Regions from separate parts of the Homo sapiens genome. Here region 2 is linked to region 1. Evidence: chromatin loops called from intact Hi-C (ENCODE). Cell type or tissue: pancreas. All regions are shown on one strand. Each heading gives the region's core, and the rest is flanking DNA. Links, peaks and the distances in the headings are about the cores only. Region 1 holds the start of NOS1 (nitric oxide synthase 1). Region 2 overlaps KSR2 (kinase suppressor of ras 2).

What was found. Hi-C counts contacts between places; a loop is a spot of excess contacts. Peaks named below come from ENCODE experiments on the same cell type or tissue, not always from the same donor. Only the 100,000 strongest peaks of a DNase experiment are listed, where the experiment ranks them.
Region 2: a loop joins it to region 1, with 4 times the contacts of the local background. A loop is called at or near these places in 93 of 110 quality-filtered maps.

Annotation. Positions count from the first base shown.
Region 1 is chr12:117,359,032-117,361,933 of GRCh38, forward strand. It overlaps NOS1 (nitric oxide synthase 1), which reads right to left and starts at 2,595. Exons shown (of 29, transcript NM_000620.5): 1 at 2,481-2,595. RefSeq lists promoters at 2,096-2,902, 2,096-2,256, 2,481-2,553, 2,720-2,902. In pancreas, for the core only: no CTCF peak of the experiment used is centred there; DNase peaks (open chromatin) are centred at 1,610, 1,680 and 1,850; H3K4me3 peaks cover 501 bases.
Region 2 is chr12:117,836,041-117,838,942 of GRCh38, forward strand. The region is part of intron 3 of KSR2 (kinase suppressor of ras 2); the gene reads right to left. All of the region lies in intron 2 of LOC105370011 (a long non-coding RNA gene), which reads left to right. Among named protein-coding and RNA genes, the nearest start is that of KSR2, 130 kb to the right of the region's middle. RefSeq lists an enhancer at 179-724. In pancreas, for the core only: a CTCF peak has its summit at 1,387 (motif pointing left); a DNase peak (open chromatin) is centred at 1,391.

The DNA.
Region 1 (2,902 bases), core at 125-2,624:
TCAATTTCCGCAGCTGCAAAATGGAATTCAGATGGCTGCACTGGCAACCTGAAAGTTAAGAGGCTCCAGGTGAATAATACGTGTGACAGTGCCTTGGAGCTGTCAGTGGCAGAGCCGTGCGCCCCTCAGGGCGCTTCTGAAATCCAGACTAGTGGAAAGGGGCCGGGGCCCGCCGTGGCGGTGCTGGTGGGGCGGACACCCCCTCCTTCAGGGACCTGCCGAGGCTTCTCAAACCATCCGCTGAGATGCCTTGAGGGCGGAGAATGGACGCGACCCCTGCGCACTTGGGGAGCTGCCACAAGAGCCCTTTTCCTATTTTATCTTCAGTTCTGAAAAAATAACGGGGGAAAAAATCTATGCTCCAGAGAGCTGCGTCAGTGTTCCCTGGTGTTTACGAATTTCTTGCGTTTGCCCCGACCCCAATTAGAGAAGCACTAAAGAAAGGCAGCAATTTTCCCTCATTCCTCTCGGGAGGAGAGGTCTGGGGTCTCCTTTCTGCTGTCTCCCAATGTCGTGGGCCGCCAGAGGTGAGATGAGGCGCCTATGGGCGCGCTCGCCTGCACCGCACCCTTGCCTAGCGGCGTCCCTGGGGACCCTCCCTCCGTGGTGGCTGCGTGCGCGCTTTTCTTAGGCCTGAGCGCAGGGTTTGAGCTGGGCTATGGGAGTAGAGGGAAGAATCCCATGCGTCTTTCCCAGGATTACTGGGGTAGAGATGGAGGCGAGAGCAATCTTCCGCAGCCTGTAGTACCCTGTGGGGTAGACCCCCCGGTTCCTACTGGTGGGGAAACCCTAGACCTGCGTGCGAGTCTCCCAGATCCGGTCCCAGAGCATTACAATAATGGTTTTATATATATATATATATATATATATATATATATATATATATATATATATATATATATATCAGCAACACTTCCTGCGTTATGAACGCTTACCCTGACTTCATATTCACATTTATGATTTTTTAAGGTCCTCATGACAGCCCCACGAAAAAGGTAGTTTCTCCATTTTACAGATGAGAAACTGAGGCTGGGAAAGATGAAGAGACTTACCGAAGGTCACGCAACAAGTAAAGGGTCGATCTAGGACCAGAACCCAGGGGAGTCACTGGAAAGGTTCCTGCCCTCCTCGGCTGCCTTCTCCGTGAGAGCCTCTCCTCTCTAGATGTCTACCCCAGACAGCCTGATGCGGAGCTTGGAGAGCCATGAGCTCTCTGGTCACAGTGCCCTGGGGGTGGGGGCGAGCGTCTGGCGTCCTCTGGGGCGCAGTCCCGAGAGAGCCCCTTCCGGGACCTCGGACGCAAGGCCCCTGAGTGGCCCTGGAAGTTGGATCCCCCGGGGACCCTGCTCCGAACCCTGGCCACCTGGAAGCAACCTCATCGAGCGCTCCTTCCACTGCCCAGCCCCGAACCGTGGCGGAACGCGCCCCTCGGCCTCCCTAGAGCCTCCTTTGCGGGAGAAGCACAACTTTCCCAGGTTTTGGAGACGGCGCTCTTACACCCCAATCTCGCCCAGACGGAAGAAGTGAGAGGTGCGGGCGGCCCCGCCATGACCGCGGGAGGAGAGCGCAAGGAGGCTCCTCGCAAAGTTGGAGGCCAGGCCGGAGCGATGTTCCGGGAGCGGAGCCCTCCCAGCCTCGGGCCCCCAGCCGCGGACAGCTGGCAGTGCCAAAGACTCCGCCATTACCTGCGGCTCGCAGTTGCGATTCGGCCGCAGAGTCGGGCACCGAGGAAGGCGTAAAGTTGAGCTTGGGCAGGTACAACGGTCCCCAGGGACTGGCATCCCCCAGCCCGGGCTGCCCGCGGGAGGGTAGCGAGCTGTGCCAAGGGCTCCGCCATTACCGCCAGCGCACAGCTCGGAGCCAAGCGCGCGGCTGAGGAACGACTAGGGTCTTGCAAAGTTGGAGCCTGGGCGCGTAGACCCCCGGACCGGAGCCCCCGGCCTGAGGCCGCCCGCTAGGAGGAAAATGAGGCCGCCCGAACCAAGTTGGGACGCGCAGCAAAGCCCGAGCCTTCCGCGCACACCAGGGGCTCGGGCGGGAGCGGGGAGCCCTGGGGACGGAGAAGGGGCGCGGGACGCCTGGATCAGGAACTCACCTGACGCCGAGCCGGGCAGCGCCGAGGCTGCCTCTTCGCGCTGCGCACCCGCCCGCCCGCCTCGTACTCCTCCTCTTCCTCCCGGGCGCCCGCGGCCGCCGCGCTCCGGGTTCTGAATCCTCCGAGTCCGCCGCCCCGCGCGGCTGGAGGGCGCCGGTTGCACCCACTCGCCTCCTGGTAGGAGCCGCGCGCGTCCCTCCCCTTCCCCTCCGCTTTGTGCCTCCAAGATCCCTCCCCACCCCCTCTCCCCTAGCCCCCACTCCTCCCTTCTCTTCTTCCCTCCCCTTGCGTCCCCTCCCTCAGCCTCAGCGAACCCAAGTTCGGGACGGAGGCTGCGGGCTTCCCCGGCGCAGTGCTGGGCGCCCCGCGCGCGCCCCTGGCTCACCCCGTCCGCTCGGCCGCTGCTCGCTGCCCGGCCGCCCCTCGGAGGAGCCGCGGCGCTAAGTAGCTCCTCACCCAGCGGCTGGAAACGCGGCATAAATATGTAGGGACTGAGCCGTGAGCTCAGCGAGGGTCGTGAGGGGGAATTTATTTCTTAATGTCCCTCCTTTATCCTATCATCACTGAAACGAATTAGCAGTGACGTCCAACCCGACTGGTTTATGGGTGTGGGGAGGGAGACGTCGCAACCCTCATTAAAAGAGCCGCTCTGGGCTCCAAAGCATACATCTTTTATATAACCTAATTTCCATTTTTTTTTTTCTATCAGGAAACACACACACACACACACACACACACATACACACACACACACACACACACACACACACACAATGACAATTTCTGGGAGCCTGGATAGGGCTGAAT
Region 2 (2,902 bases), core at 240-2,739, 480 kb after region 1:
TTGGGGAGTAAAAATATTTCCATAAAAGACTATTGGGAAACTTTTCCCAACCTCCCAAATATGTTAAAAGAAGATTGCGATTGGGTGCTAACTTTTTTCTGCTCCAAAGTACTAAAAGGGGTCAGAACACTGTCTTCCATCCACAGGGCAGTAGCATCGTCAAGTTTAGGGCCTGATGGAAGTCACAGGCAACACCCTCAACTGTCGGTACCCATCATGGAGTGGACTTCAACAGCTCTGGGGCCCCGAGACCATTCAGTTCCTGTGGAATCTACCTTCCAGAAAGATACTGGAGGCAGAACAGGCAATGCCAACACCGTACTTATTAGGAAATGGAGAGAAACCTTTCACTTCACCATTCTCTTTGGGTTGTATGATTCCCAATTCACCCCAGCCAAAAGGAGCACAGCAAAGTCCCGCTCAGATGGAGAGGTTGTCCCAGACAGAGGCAAAAGCACACATCACCTCCCTTAAACATCACAACACTAAAAGACTCGCTATCATGATGCCTGTTTCAAAGACAGAGGTTCCGATAGGGAAGAGGCTGGACCCGTGGCCCAGGCAGGACTCACATCCCAGGCTCAGGACTCATATGCCTTCCTGACTGTGCCACAAACCAACCAGGGCAGCTGAATGACGCAGCCGGGAGGCCCAGCCCCTTGCCAACTGTGGCCCGTGTCTTTTTTATCAGTGCACCCCACTGCAGGGAATGTGGCAAGCACCAGAACACTGATTTCAACTGAAGCAAGTCCAGCCACTTCTCATCGTAGCCATTCTTTAGACAGCCTCTCGGGAGGGCTCCCATGCAGCTGGGGGTGCCCCAGGCCGGGCCCCAAGCTCTTTCCAGATGTCTCCCAAGGGAATGAAGCCACTGCCTAGAGTTTTTTCTGTCGCTTCGGAGCTCCCTTTGCATCTCCACTAGTTATTATTTGGAGGCTGCATTTCAATGTTCCTTCTTTACAGTTCATTTTCTCCTCTTAATTGGTCTTGCAGTGTGGCAGGGAGACCAACGCAAGAGCATCATGACATGAATGCGGAAGGAAGGTGAGTGGCAGCAAGGCCCCGTCGGAGTAGGCTGCTCTGATAGATGCCTCTGCCGTTCACTAGGGGCCAGCCGGGAAAGAAACCCAGGGTCTCCCCTGGCTTCCAGCCTGCCTGCCGAGAAAGCTCGGTCTGTGAAACAGAATTAAGCCAGCATTAGTCCCTGCTGTAGCTGGGTCAAGCCCTCCTCCTCTCTCAGACTCAGTTTTTCCTTACTTAAAAGTTGAGATGATCAGACCGAGGTTCCTGCCAGTTTCTACATTACTATGCATCTTGTGCACCGATTTCAAGACAATTTTGACGTCTCCGCTAAAGGAAGCTTATCGGGCAGCGCCTCCTGGTGGCCAAACATGACACTGCGCCATCAAGAGGTGGCCCTGGTCGTATGGTGTCCAAGAAAACACTGGGAGGAAAAGGCATCCCAGTGTCTACGGCCAAGCAGCTACGTGCCCCTAACTTTTTCAAGCAAGGAGCCTAGGATTGAAAGCAACAATGCAGCCCTGACGCTCAGTTCCTCCACCCTACGTGATCATGATGGCACAAGGTCTTTACAAGTGGAGCTTGAAAAATCTGTCAGCCCGAGCCACTGAGAGCATCCTGGTATCCGGTTACAAAGCTGGTCTGCCTCATTTCTCCTCCACAAAGTACCAGATAGAGAAGGAAAGAAACAAAGGCGCTAAAGAAAGAAAATGATCAGATGATGAAGCTAAACTGAGCTCTGTTCCCAAGGACAGGGCTGATGTTGGGGGTAGGGAAGTACCGTCTCCCACCCTCCCAACTCAAAGCAACAGGTTCTCTGTGTGGGGAAAGGAGGACCATTTAAGGTTTCCTGTTTGAAGAGTGAAGTCAGTGGGGGAAATTCGGAGTGTAGGGCAACCCCACATTTCTGAATCCCATCAGGATGGTGGTCACACTCACCCAAAGAAAGCCACAGACTCCTATATAGGAGTGACCTTCAGAGAGTACTATCCAGACAGCATCTGTGTACAGCACTCCAAAGACAACGAGATGTGGTCCCCACTCCCCAAAGAACTCAGTCTGATGCAGAACAGACCCCAAAAGTCAGCACAATGGACCATGCATAACGTTTTGGGTTGGGTTTTTGAGACGGAGTCTCGCACTGTCACCCGGGCTGGAATGCAATGGCACAATCTCAGCTCACTGTAACCTCTGCCTCCCAGATTCACGCAATTCTCCTGCCTCAGCCTCCCAAGTAGCTGGGATTACAGGCGCACACCACCACACCCAGCTAATTTTTTGTATTTTTAGTAGAGATGGGGTTTCACTGTGTTAGCCAGACTGGTCTCGAACTCCTGACCTTGTGATCTGCCCACCTCAGCCTCCCAAAGTGCTGGGATTACAGGTGTGAGCCACCATGCCCAGTCAGGACCATGTATAATGAAAGTTTTGGGTGAAACTGATGTGGGTTTGAGCACAAGCTCTACCAGGTACTAGCTGTGTGACCCTAGGCATCTCACCCTCTCTGGGCGTGTGCCTCCTTCCTGCCTTCCCCTGAGCACTTACTATAGGAAGTTCTTGATCAATTACAGCCCCCTATAAATGTTGTACCACTTGTGCAAATATTCATTCACCCCCACTACAGAGTTCTCCACAGTCAATGCCTCCCCAGCCTCTTCATGTATTTATTGCCCTCCTCCAAAAGGAAGTTCTTCTTTACATCAGACCAAAATCTCCCCTGACTTAGACATGTATGTATTTGTTTTAATTGACACTCACTATTTCTAGCTTGGTCTTTTACAAAAAGGGTTAGCAAACATTTTCTCTAAAAAGCTTGACAGTAAATATTTCAGGTTTTGTGGGCCATACGGTCTCTGTCACACTACACAATTCTGATGTTGCA